Linked DNA regions of Homo sapiens: all the other regions are linked to region 3. Evidence: chromatin contacts called from ENCODE Hi-C or POLR2A ChIA-PET data. All regions are on one chromosome and are shown on one strand. The core of a region is the stretch at or near the end of the contact, and the rest is flanking DNA. Distances in the headings are between cores, read along the strand shown.

Region 1 (4,698 bases), core at 882-3,381, 98 kb before region 3:
GTTTTTAGATTTTCCTGCCTTTGGTAGGTGTACCCTGAACAATAAAGAAAACAACAGGTGAAACCCTTTCAAAACTGGCATTTTTAGTAATGGTATGTAAAAAATAATCGGTCTATGACCTCAGCTTTTGCATCTATTCTCATTATTAGCGTTTGACCTCTTGCGGGGACTTGTGTCTGGGCACTTTAGTTCAAAAGAAAAAACTCTCATGAGAGAAAGGTTCGTGGGGTTTGGGGAGGAGAATCACAGATTCCACAGTGAGTTCCTTCTTGTAAACTGTTTTATAGTTAGAAACTTTTAACAACCAAATTAGTTATTGCATCAATGTAACAGAAAAATAGTACTTTCTATTTTTAGTGAATCTGCAAATTCGCTAATCTTTAATAAATGTGTTACTGGAAAGGTGTCCCAATCCAGACCCCAAGAGAGGGTTCTTGGATCTTTCACAAGAAAGAATTCGAGGTGAATCCATACAGTAAAGTGAAAGCAAGTACTAAGAAAGTAAAGGAAGAAAGAATGGTTACTCCATAGGCAGGGCAGCCCCGAGTGCTGCTGCTAGTTGCCCACTTTTATGGTTATTTCTTGATTAAATGTTAAACAAGGGGTGAATTATTCATGCCTCCCCTTTTTAGACCATATAGGGTAACTTCCTGATGCAGCTATGGCATTTGTAAACTGTCATGGGGCTGGTGGGAGTGTAGCAGTGAAGACGACCAGAGGTCACTCTCATCGCCATCTTGGTTTTGGTGGGATTCGGCTGGCTCCTTTACTGCAAACCTGTTTTATCAGCAAGGTCTTTATAACCTGTATCTTGTGCCGACCTCCTATCTCATCCTGTGACTTAGAATACCTTAACCATCTGAGATTGAAGCCCAGTAGGTCTCAGGCTCATTTTACCTAGCCCCTATTCAAGATGGAGTTGCTTTGGTTCAGACACCTCTGACAAATGGATTCAAAGAATTATCAAAAAAACTAAATAATTTTACTAGTACAGACATATCTATTAATTCTAGTTATTCTTCTAATAATTAGAACTAAAATAACTCATGCAATGTTCACATAGAAACACCAACCTTTAATCCCCATGTCTAGTGCCATATTTAATGACTATTGAATATCCTCATTAAAATTCATGTTTAGCTATTACCTGAATTATAATTGTTCTCCCACCACACCTGTATTCTGATGAGTCAATACTCACACCCGTGTATGTCCACCTCTGTGAGAACAGTTGCTACTGGTGATATATTCTTCCATAATAGAGATTTCTTTTTTCCCCCAGGTGAGGGTTGATGCCTGGCAGTGAATACACATTCGGCAAAAAGCCACATAATGTGTTTGCTTTTGATCCTCTGGGAATTATTCTACTGCCTACTGAAGCAAAAGGTGCCTGGGCAGGTTGGCAGCTGCAAATCTACTCTTCACAAAATGTTAGAATTGCAGCTACTAGAAGCCCTGAAAGGTTCTTAATACAAAATCATACTTAGTAAATTTTATTTACGTTCTGAACTCCAAGAAATAACCCCAGAAGCTGGGGAGTACCTTTGCTGTTTTTTTTTATTTTGTTTTGTTTTTTAATTCTGTGATCAGGCTAGAGTTTTTGGAGCACCTCGTTTGAGTCCAAAGGGGAGCAACAATCCACATGTCAGTCCGGTGACAGAGAGGCACAGAATTTCTTGGGGATTAATGACTGACTCAACTTTGTTCATTTCAAAGTAGCAAAAAACCCCAGTAGATTAATCCCAAGAAAATGCCCTGATACCATTGATTTTAAAAGCTAAGGAAAAATATATACCTCTTACGATTTGTTTATGTATGCAAAGGTTCCATTTATTCTTGTTAGTAGTAATAATGATAGGCTCCCACGGTGCTTTTGTGACACATGTTCTTTGCCCTTCAGGTTCCTTTACGCAGAACAAGAGGAAATACACTGATTTGCATTGACTTCCCATGGCGGTTCTATAGGCAAGGGGATTTTTTCACATCTCTGTGGGAAGTACAAGATCTCTCTGAGAATGGAATGTCTAAGGAATTACTACCCTGTACGTTGGCCAGTCAGATTTCCTGAATAATCGCTCAACATTCCATTTGCCTTATTACATTGTGCATCATTTTAATTTCCTCCAGGTAATCATATGACAGATCTCTCACGCATATAAGGCACTCGTTTTTTCCTGTGCAACAGCTACAAACAAAAAGCATGTAGTTCAAGAGGAGAAAACAAAAATGGAAGAGTCAAAACATATTAAACAAGCTTAATTTGTTTGAACATATTTTATGCTCCTCATCATCCCCAGTGCTTTCCTGTTGTGAAATGGTGCATTTTGTTTTCAAAATTACAAACTGGTGATAAAAAGAAGGCATTTTTACTGTAAGGTCACATTCCAAGCATATTATCATATGTCTATTTCTTATGTGTGGCTTTTACCAGAAGAAAGACCCACTTGTGTGCATTTGTATTTTAAGAACCATGTGATGGCATAGCCATCTTGAAATTCTTTTCAAAGAATTTGCTACTTGCCAAAGTTCTGCAAAATATTCTGCCAATCAGTCATTTTGTCTATAGAATACAAATTAAACTTTTGGACGTATAATTTTCCCATGAGTTTATCGCTTGAGCTTAAAACTATTTAGGATCTGTTAAAGGATCATTGTTTTATTTAGGACACAGATGGTTTCTTCAGATGGGAAGAAATAGGCAACAACTGTTCAACCACAGAAAAGTCATCCTCAAAACAAGAACCACTGATTGAGCTCCCATTATATAATTGTAATCAGTCATAGCAAAGTACACTTATAAGCACTTATGACGTGCTAGGCACTAAGTACCTTGCATTAATTAATTAGCACTTGTAAAAAATGGTTTTCTTATTAGCCAACCTGTGAACGGGTGTTTCTTTTCAATTCTACTTTTTGTCAGAATTAACTGGACTAAAAGTTCTCCATGAAACAAATTCAATGGATGAATGTATGCTCTTCTGTTTTGCATTTCATGTAGAACCTAAGTAATTCACTATTGCAAGTCAGTTATGGGATGCAGAGTTTCTTTTTTATTTTATCTAAAATACACCCATTGTTATAAGTCATTTTTATTAGAAATATAATATAATCCTCTTTAAATACAAGACAATAGTGAAGGGAAAGACAATTGCCCACAATTCAAGTTATTTTGAGCATAGACTTTTGGGTGGCAGAATTGGATTTATGCCCTAGTTCTGTTACATTGTGTAATATTTGTACAAATAACTAGCCTCGTCCTAAATTCTGGATCTGCAAAATGAACAACATAGCACCAATTTCTGAGCACTCCTATGAGATGTAAGTCAGTTTAAAGTGTAAAGAGAGGCTGGAACCTAATAGATACTAACACTACTCTAGTTTTTGAAACATAAACACTGGCACTTTGAGTTTTACCTTTTTTTCCCTCTTCTATGAGTTTGTATTTTTTTAATCATTGAATACATGTAAGTTGGAATCCTAATGTTTTCTATTAAATGAGTTTTTTTCTGTATTTTAAAGTCTTTATAACTATAGTTTTTAAAGTTCTAACAGGTGAAGAGCTTATTTTTTTTACTTCCAAAGATAAGATCATTCATCTTAGCTTCTCTTTTGAGCTCTAGAATACTGGTTCGAAAATTGTTTGCTTGGAGCATCCTGGTTCTTCAGAGGTACGTTGCAGGTAGTTTGAGGTGGGTGGTTGAACATTATCCAAGCAGGTGTGCTTTCATGAGTTTTAGGGTCCACTGTAAGGGTTCCGTTTCTTCTAATTTACCTTTAGTGAGATGAATTAGTATCCCTAGTCCAATTGAGCGTTATTGAATTTATTTGTGAAGCCTAATGGAAAAGCCACATGCTGCAAAGCCAGCCGTAGCTGGCTTGGAACGGTGGTTTGCCTGTGTCCTGGTTGAAGGACTTGGAGGAACTGCCTATCTTCTCTGAGTATCAGTTTCTCATTGGTAGCAGGAGGTTACTAATATCCACGTTTTGGGACTGTCGTATGAATCAAATGAAGCTGATTCAGGGCAGGTCTTGGCTTCACTGGGAAGGGATTCAACAGGGAACCAGGGATAAAAGAAAACAGCTTTACTGAGGGGATGACAGCGTTATAGCTCCATGACTGCTCCTGCAGAGCAGGGCTACCTCACAGGCAGTGCGCTGAGAGTAGCAGCCTAACAGCAGTTTTTGCAGTCATACCCACTTTTAATGACACGCTAATTTAGGGGAAAGTTATTCAGAAACAGCTAGAAAATAGGCGCTAATTTCTGGGTGTGGCCATTGCAAGGGGCGGTAATTTCCTGGTGTTGCTATGGCCATGGCCAATTGTCGTGGCGCTGGTGGGCGTGTCTTATAAAGGTACTTTCCCAGCCTCTTCCCGATTTCAACCAGCATTCAACCCCGTCCAGAGATGCATCCTACCTGGCTTTTTTTTTTTTTTCTTTTGAGACGGAGTCTCGCTCTGTCGCCCAGGCTGGAGTGCAGTGGCGCGATCTCGGCTCACTGCAAGCTCCGCCTCCTGGGTTCACGCCATTCTCCCGCCTCAGCCTCCCGAGTAGCTGGGACTACAGGCGCCCGCCACCACAACAGGCTAATTCTTTTTTGTATTTTTAATAGAGACAGGGTTTCACCGTGTTAGCCAGGATGGTGTCGAGATCTGCCTTCCTCGGCCTCCCAAACTGCTGGGATTACAGGCGTGAGCCA
Region 2 (4,845 bases), core at 1,494-3,993, 120 kb before region 3:
AGGGCAGCTGACTTAGCTCCTGGTTGAAAATCTGCACTTGGTTTCTTGATGTGTTATGTTCCAAGAGTCATGGCTGCAGACAGAGATTAGTGATGACTTTTTGTCTTACTTTCAGGTTTCAAATTGTGAGGAGGCTTTTTTCTTCTTCTTTTCAATTCTATTTGAAGTTTAATCTCCATTTTCCTTCAGACAAACTCAGTCGCCACGACCTGCATTCAACTTTTCATTTCTTGCCCCTCACCATTTTATGTTTCTGCTCTCTTTCTGGCAACAGAGATGTTTACTGTATTTTTGATTCTGGCTATGTCCTCTTAGTTTTTCTCGTTTTTTACTTTTTATCTGCCACGTGCATATGTTTGAAGCAAGGAAGGCATTTGAAGCTTGATCTGCCCACCTGATTTCTAGATAGTCATGTTTCTCTTGTCTACACTTTTATTCTGTTCTTCATTTTTAGATTGACACAAATTGCTGGTGGGTATGTTGCCAGTTTTCATATCACAAGTAGATATGCACACCCAACACAACACACACACACACTCACATACACTCACATGTGTAGATCATTTGCCCAGGCTCAGAATATTGAACCTCTCTTGTGACACAAATTCAACATTAACAAAGCAATTCTTATATTTTTCCAGGATGTTAGAAACCAATCAGAGTTTTGTCTTTTTTTTTCAGTTGTGTTCTAAGAAATGTACTAATGTGTTCCAAGTGTTTATAAAAGTATTTGCAAGAAAAAATTATATTTGGGATTATAGTTGACCGAGCTGTTGGGGACTCTTATCCATTGTGAATGATAGTGCAGCTTTACCTCCAATAGGCTATGTCTTTTTCTTTCATGAATGCCAGTACTGACTACTGTTTAGTCCAGTTTGTTACTGATATGAAATGTCATCTTTCCAATGCTTTAAAGATATAACCTGTTAGAAGGTTTTTGTTTTGTCTTGAACTAGAAAAACGATAGTGGCAAAACACTGATAATTTTGCAGCAGTGAATCCTCTTTCAAAACGACAGTTCTCTTTGATCAGACAAAAGCTAGAAAATGTATTGTCACTTTTAAAACTACTTAATCTTTATTACCTTTTGCATGATGTTTTCAACAATAATAGAATGTTAACGAAGAACAATTTTAGTGGTGTTTCCAGTCAATAAATGGCACATACCAAAGCAAAAAACGTGGGAAAACCAGTTTTGCAGCACTTTTCTGACCATCTAGCTCTGACACTGAAAAAAAAAAAAAGGCTGAAGATAATTTTTGGATTGTGCCTTGGGTCCTGTGAATTCTACTCCTTGTCCCAGATGTGGCTGCATGCATGAAAGAGCTGGGCTGAGATTATCTTAGATTGTGTTGGAGAGAGCTTTCTAATGAACAAAGAACATTTTCAAATGTTCAAATGTTGTGTAAATTCAAATGTTGTGTAATAAATATTATGATGACGGTAGGCCTGAGATTCTACAGGGCTGTGTACACAGGCAAGGCCACTGATCTAGACCGTTAGGGACACTGTGACCATGTGACCTACAGGAAGAGTTGTATTTGCATAAATTAAAGTAATTGCTGAAGACGAATCCTTAACAATGTAAGAGGAGGCACTAGAAATGACCCACAAAAGAGTCACATAAAATATCTGCCAAGTTCAAGAACCAATGCAATTTCCCAACAATATTAATCTAATAAGACGTTTTGCTCTTCTCCCTTCTGCCCAAACTTCTCCCTCTCTCCCATTCTGGAGGGTCCGAAACCAAGCTCGGTGGGATGGAGAAGAGGAGGTAATGTATAAGGCAGGGGAGGGGAGAGTAACCAGCCCTCTTACTACACAGGCCTGGGCTGGACAATGGCAAGAAGCCCTTACTTATTAAATTTGAGGATGGTACCACTATGTGGAGATGATCTTTTTAATCACTGAACAGAAACTGATTTCATTATTTGCCTGTAAGCAGAAAAACCAGAGGACTTGTCAAAAATTGCATCCAAGCATAGGGGAAAAACAAGCCCCATATAATACACATGAAAGATCAAAATAAAATCCTTCTTTGATTATCCTGCAAGTTATGTTTCTTTGGTGTAACATTTATACATGTAAAATGGGATTAATAATATAATAATAATAGTTACCTGGGATGGTTGTTGTGATAATCAAGAGAGACAATATGTGTCAAAAGATGACATACACCTGGCTTAAAGAAAGTATTTGCTGCTATTTTAATAGTCTTCCTGTTGTAACTTTATCATGCAAAATCACGTGAGTGGGCTGGAGAACTGAATAGATTAGTAAAGGGGAAAAACAAATTATGAAGAAGAGACAGAAATGGAAAACCCCACTGATTTGCCGATTATGTGCAGTGCATAGGGAAAGCCCACAAGGTGAGAGGCTGAGAATGGCTATGGGGGAGATAGGAATCAAATCATCGTTACCCAGAGGCTGCAAGAGGTTTTCACATCAGGCCTCCAAGACCAAATTGTCACACAGGTCACTACCTTGGGCCTGAGAAGTCAGTTTATCTGCCTGGTCTTTTGTTTATTTATTCAGCTAAAATCTTTGATATTTTCTGTGGAAGTCTGTGAGACAGAATCATGGCAGTCAGAAGAGAAACAAGTTATCCTGTTAAAAAGGTATTCTTTATTAAGTTTAAAAATTTCCCCCAATAGTTCATTGAATGACTCACTTTCCGAGGATTTTTTCATGAATATGTGGTATTTAAGGATGTGACTCATATTCTTAGCAACGTTGTAAATTTGACACATTAAGACAAACGGTTGAGACACATACAGAACAATAATGGGCTACTAATGCAGGAAAAAAATCTTTGAAATCAAGATGAGACTTCTGTTTATATGGTGATATGCCTGGATTTCATATTAGCCCATGTTTTATATTTGAGCCGAAATGTTAAAATCCAATCACCATAATGTTCTGAGCTACATGTTTCCAAAACAGCTGATATGGTTTGGATATTTGTCCCCTCCAAATCTCACATTGAAATGTGACCAATGTTGGAGGCAGTCCTTGTGGGAGGTGTTTGGTTCATGGGGGAGGATCCCTCATGAATGGCTTGGTGCTGTCCCCGCAGTAATAAGTGAGTTCTCGCTCTGTTTGTTCACGGGAGAGCTGGTTCTTTAAACAGCCTGTCATCTCCCTTTTGCTTCCTCTCTCGTCATGTGATATGCTGGCTCCCCCTTTGCCTTCCACCATGATTGTAAGTTACTTAAGCCTCATCAGAAGCCAAGCAGATGCTGGTGCCATGCTTGTATGGTCTGCAGAACTGTCAGCCAAATAAACCTCTTTTCTTTATAAATTACTCAGTCTCAGGGATTCCTTTATAGCAATGCAAAACAGACTAAAACAGTAGCTGATCAATTCACTTCACATTTCAATTTCAATTTTTTGAAATTCAATTTTTATTTCGATTTTTTCTCCCACTTTCATAAAATAGTTAACTGAATTCTGTATGGAATTCCTAGGATGCTTTCATGCCATTTGGACACAATCAAGCATCCATCATGTCCATTAGATTTTTAGTTCAATTACCAAAAGGACATTTTCCTCCTCAACATAAACTTGGGTGTATGAGACCCTTAGAAAGTAACTTCATTGTGTTGATCTTAATCTCATAATGCAGTTTACCTTTCTCCCAAGGAGCAGTGTACTTATTACAGAAGAAAGCTATTTCCAGTATCTCTCCCTGTGTGTGGTGGGTGTTACATTTATAGCAAAGATCTACAAATAAGGTTTCAGTATTTATGTTTGCTGTTCTGCTATACTGTTTTCTATTGATCTGTTTTTACTAAGACTGATGGTAAGGGCTATGGGATATAGAAGTTATTTTGAATTTCTGTTTAGATAAAATATATCAGTGCATTTAGTCATCATTGGAAATATATGTCCAAATGGGTTTAGTCGATGTTTAGAGGCTAAAATTTTCATGCAGAAGAAATTAATCATCTTTGTAAGAACTTAGAGTTAGTAAAGTTAGCATAATCTGAATGTCATATACTTGATGATATTTAAAAGAGAATAGATTGAAGTAAGAGTCGATACAGGTAGATCAATGAATATCATCAGAAATGTAGATAATTAAATAATTGTAAGAAAATTTCCACATTCGTGTGACAGTGCACACAACTAATTATACTAATCACAGTATATATATATGTATATGTGTGTGTATATATGTATATATGTGTGTGTGTGTGTGTGTATATATATATATAGATTTTTGTTTCATCCAAGAAACAAAGAAAATTGCAGTTCAGCATTTTCCTTAAGATACCTAATGGTATAGATGCTAATTTTATTTATGTCCTGTGTAAAAACTAATTGCATAAAAAAGAAGAATAACAGTTTAAAACCAGTCTAAATAAATGCTATTACTTATAAATTAGGGGAGGTGATATCTAGAATACAATGAACTGTTTTACTTACATAGTTTCAAATATCACTCCAATCAGGAAATACCTTACAATAGAACCCCGTGATGCATATATTCTGCTTCACTTTGGAGGCCCTATGTTTATATTAGGTCAAAATAGTTACTTTGAAAAGTCATCTATTTATTTGGTCACTTGCCTAATCGATTTTATGTAAAAACAGTTTGCCTAATGCCAAAAAATAGAAGCTACTTGCTTATGGCTTGAATATTTGGACATTGTTTTAACCCCATTTTATGTAGATATTTTGGTATTATATATATAAAACAGTCTTATGAGTCCTGCAAAATGGACTTAATGCCATGCTCAAAGTACCCTAGAGAAGATTCTAATGAAAAAATTGATGTCTCAATGCTTTTTCACCCTACTCCCTAAATGTTATTTCTTCGTTTCCTTATTCTTCAGCAGTTTT
Region 3 (4,407 bases), core at 928-3,427:
GAAGAGGTAAATATTCCTAGATGTGCACACTGGGAAATTCAGAAAGCCTTCCGTGGTCTCAAAACCCTGCTATGCTTTTTTGAGTAGTTGAGACTAATTCAATCTTTAAAAAGCAGCCACTCAGCTCCTGATATTTTAATGTCCATAAATAAATAAATGAGAAAAAGTGCCCTTATAAATCCCAGGAGAGAAAGTTAAATGAAAATGGAAGATGGAGTCCTTCTGTGACTATCATATTACCATACCTAAGCACTAAAAAGGTGAACGTTCATCATTATTAAAATCATTCAATTTGTGTCTTTAATTATAACTTTTGGGGGCATGAATGGCTCCAGAGAAATTAGTCTTCTATTTGCTCCATGAAAGAATTTAATAAGTAATACATTGTGTTAACTGATTTTTAAAAATCCATTTAATTTTTCCCTGAATTCTATTTTAGGATGATGAGTTCTGATATCATAGAAATTTTTGTCCAGTATCTCTTGCTTAGACAGTCACACATTTTTGTTTCTTAAAACACAAGGTCCTGGACTTTGGATATTTACGATTTAACTTATAAATTGCTTGTCAGTTTTTCATAATTTGAGCCATAGCCTACTTAGCCATGTATTAACCAGCCGCAGTCTCAGATTCCCTTTATGAAAATCCACTCAAATTGTGTGAATGATGGTCCCAGGTTGCCTTCAAGCCATTGTCTTCATTTCCAATGGTGACACTTGCATATTTAGAGCTGCTCAGGTTGTACAATCAATAAATCTCATCTCCCCTGTCGATGACTGATTTGCAGATTGATCCCCATGTGATATGGGATCAGCATGGGCTTCATGACAAAAAGAACTTCTCATAATCCTTCATGTCTATTCTGATGACAATAGATAATTACGTTGAATTCTCACGTGCAACAACACTTACAAACCACTTTTCAGAATGTGGTTTTGTAAGTAAATCCTGAAATTCCTTAACGAAATGCAAATGGGGAGCAGGATTTGAAGATTCAGCATCATTTTACAATTTCGAATAAAGAAGTATTTTTGTAGGGAGATGATAAGTGTACATATCAGTATATGTGTACATATATACACATTTATATCTACATTTAGAGAAAGTTAAATATGCAATATATAACTTTCTATATTTACACACATATGCACACACACATATATACATGTTATTTAGTGATCATTTGCTACATATAAAAACATTGACTTTGAATACTTAGAATAAAAAATATTATTATTATCATTACCTACCATTAATTCAGTGCTTTTGGTGGGTAAAATCTATTCAGTTCAACACCTACGTTTTATTTCTAAGCATTATGTTTGGTGCATGGCATTGCAGACTTTATAAAAGTACCACAGGCAGATAATTTAAAAATCATATTATAATATTTTCAGTTGTTTTGTTACTCTTCATTGATGTTGCTGCAGATAACTTTCTTTAAATCATGTCTTACATGGGTAATCCTATCTAAAACTGATGAAAGCAAAGTTTCCACATTTGAAGAGAGGTCAGACTCAGAATTCCATTTACTTCTCTCTGTCATTGTCACATGCTATGGAGCCTGAACGAAATGAACAACTCAGCACAGTTTGAAAATCACCGTAATACCATCAACTTAATGATGACGCTATCATGATGACGTTTAAAGACGCTGAAAGAGAACAGGAAAATAAGATATTTAGTCTAAACAAAGGTTTCCATGGACACTGCCCAGTGGAGATGATTATCTCATTGGAGTGGGAGTGGGAGTTAACCTGAAGCGTAAATGGAGGTTTTTATCGAAGGCCAACAGAACAATAGGAGGAAAGGTATGGAAGGATGAAACACATGGGGGCAGGAAATGATCAGAGCATTAAACAGGTGATGGAAGGTAGCAAAACATGAAAGAAGAGGGGGTTAATTTGGGATCAAGGATGGTATTGAACACAATACTAAATAATTAAACTGTAGCCTGTAGGAATGGGTGCTATGATGAATATTTTTAGGCAGCGATACGGCTGCAACGCGGAGAATTAATTTAATGGGGTTAAGAGAAGACAGGTGAGCTGGATGCTTCCGTGCATATCAGAAGCTCTGAGGTCTGCATCCCTCCCTTAAAATCCCTAAGGTATGAGTCATTAAGCCACTCCTGCTGGGTTTAGTGACTAAGAAAGAGTCAGTAAACCTCTCCAAGTGCGGACATCCAGAAATAGCTCATTTGTTTATTCATTCAATTAAAATCCAATTATTCTTTTGTTCATTAAAGGAACATTTACCTAGTAGCCATGATGCACCATTTTGGTAGTCTCTGGGTCATGGACCATTGCAAGGTTTAATCTGAACAGCAGGGTACCTTTTTATCATACGGATTAATATTACCGGATACTTTTTAATAATTTCTGGCCACTGCGTGCAGAAGGTTGTAAGTGGGGTAGGCAGCCCTGGAAGTTTCTTTAGGTTGAATCCTGTTGCACCTCCAGGAACCACGTGAAAGGACTCTAGCATTCGCTCACTCCCCAGTTTTCTTTGAATGGACAGTGCTGACCACTTCTGGCACCTCCTCCCCTCTCTTATTCTCCCAGCGTTTGACATTAGTGCTCATTTTACTGTTTTCATCTTTTATGCCGAGGTTTCTCAACCACTACTAGCATTTGAGGCTGAATAATTGTTGGGCTGGGGCTGTTCTGTGCGTTGCAGGATGCTTGGCAGCATCCCTAGCTTCTACTCATTAGATGCCAGGAATCCACTCCTCCCCATCAGTCCCCCAGTCGCGGCAATCAAAAACAATCCCAGACATTGCCAAATGTTCCCTGGAGGAGAGAAAGGAACCACCTCTGATTAAGGACAGTGATATTTCCTATAAAACACGATTCAAGGTTTTCCTCCACTTACATGACCTAAGGTCATTGTAGGTAAACACCTATTCTCATTCATTGTAACTTTTATCTATCTACCTCCCAGGAGGAGCACACGCTAGCCACAAGTAGGATTTGTGCATAATCCCTTTACAACACATACACTGCCATGGCTATGAAAGTCCTTTTAAAAAATCATTTCATTGGAAACCAGAGAAGAGTGAGCTAGTCTCTTGAATCAAATCACATAATGTGGCTATATTCTTGTAACTAGTATGTGGCTGACCTTGAACCGCCCCATAAGTGAATCAAGATGCTGTAGTTTGCCATGTGTCAACGAGTTGTTATCATCAGTAAACAGGACGACAGCATGTCTGAGACTCTACAGATTATGGAAGAGCTCTTTTTTTTTTTTTTTTTTTTTGTCCTTTGTTAACAAACCCAAAGTTAGGCAAATGCTAAGCTCTCAAAGTATAGAGCATTTTAATAATTTGCTTTGGCAGTTGGGGCCATCATTCCATTTCAAAAATCTACCTCTGCTCGGCTTGGCAGGGTTATTTGGACTCCGGGATGTGTGCTAATATCTGCAGGAGGAAGCAGAGATACTAATAAGGACTCGCCTTGATTCCCCTTCCTTTCATCTCCCACAACTAAAACTATGTATTTTTTTCCTCGGGAAAACAAAATTAATTTTGAGTTTTTCAAAAATCTTGGCATGTACAATAATACAACAGAACCCCAATTTTGGCACTGCTGTGATTGCATTCCCTAGTTAAGCACCCTAGATATCAATACTTAATGGTATTCTCTAAGCTCAGCCAGTGAAGAAAATAGGGTTGTTATCTATCAAAGCACATTTTAGTTTCTGACAAGTAAAAAGCAGCATGGGGAATGCAGGAAGGCTGAAATGAAAGCCTAAAAGAAAACTCATATAACATCTGGTGTCCTTTATCCCCTGATGGCCTTTCATAGGATGATATGATGAGCTCGTTCTGATTTAAGACCTGATGATTTGGTTTGAGAAAACAGGAGGAGGGGGCTAGATGCAGCCAGGCTGGCAGCAAATTGGGATACAAAAATCTGCTCAAATAATTGGAAACACGACAGATTTTTTTTTTTGTAACTGATGCCAGTGGCATCTTAGTTTATCCATCTCTCTCAGTTGAATTTGTAAAGTGCATTATCTTATTGGTTTTAAAGTTTCCATCTCACTTATTTGCAGACGGAAATGTGAGCAAATCAGTCATGATGGATTGCCTAATTTTCTGGGCTGAATAAACCAGTTTTATGAGATTGTTGATTCCTAGATTATTAGTTAACAGAAACATTGATCAAGTTTTAACCTAAAAAAAAAAAAAAAAGCTTATCAGACTATTGCATTTAAACTGTTTCCTTATCGTTACATTTCCTTATTTTTACAATACTTATAGTATTGATAATGAATACGCTCATTAAAAAATTTAGAGAGCGTCTCATAGAGGGTTTTTCCTTTGCTTTTTGTATTTTCAATCCAAATGCTAAAACTGGGCTGAGCCACAGATGTCAGAAGATTAGTAATTACTCTGCCAGA

The links. Hi-C counts contacts between places; a loop is a spot of excess contacts on that map. ChIA-PET counts read pairs that join two places held with the same protein, here RNA polymerase II (POLR2A). Pooled maps may share reads with other maps.
Region 1: a loop to region 3 is called in a map of PC-9, with 13 times the contacts of the local background. The contact joins two enhancer-like sites. A Hi-C loop is called at or near these places in 1 of 168 maps with a recorded cell type or tissue (PC-9) and 2 of 50 pooled maps. POLR2A ChIA-PET finds 5 or more read pairs at or near these places in 2 of 52 experiments (IMR-90 and activated T-cell).
Region 2: a map of PC-3 shows a loop between it and region 3 (3-fold over the local background). The contact joins two enhancer-like sites. A Hi-C loop is called at or near these places in 5 of 168 maps with a recorded cell type or tissue (Calu3, IMR-90, PC-3 and 2 more) and 3 of 50 pooled maps. POLR2A ChIA-PET finds 5 or more read pairs at or near these places in 2 of 52 experiments (IMR-90 and activated T-cell).

Annotation. Positions count from the first base shown.
Region 1 is chr6:9,500,929-9,505,626 of GRCh38, reverse strand. No RefSeq gene overlaps it. Among named protein-coding and RNA genes, the nearest start is that of HULC, 850 kb to the right of the region's middle. Within about 2 kb of position 2,131, at least 3 of the 41 ENCODE cell types and tissues checked have a DNase peak (open chromatin) inside an H3K27ac peak, as active enhancers do.
Region 2 is chr6:9,518,814-9,523,658 of GRCh38, reverse strand. No RefSeq gene overlaps it. Among named protein-coding and RNA genes, the nearest start is that of HULC, 870 kb to the right of the region's middle. RefSeq lists enhancers at 2,772-2,821, 3,228-3,307. Within about 2 kb of position 2,743, at least 3 of the 41 ENCODE cell types and tissues checked have a DNase peak (open chromatin) inside an H3K27ac peak, as active enhancers do.
Region 3 is chr6:9,403,286-9,407,692 of GRCh38, reverse strand. No RefSeq gene overlaps it. Among named protein-coding and RNA genes, the nearest start is that of HULC, 750 kb to the right of the region's middle. RefSeq lists an enhancer at 1,676-2,875. Within about 2 kb of position 2,177, at least 2 of the 41 ENCODE cell types and tissues checked have a DNase peak (open chromatin) inside an H3K27ac peak, as active enhancers do.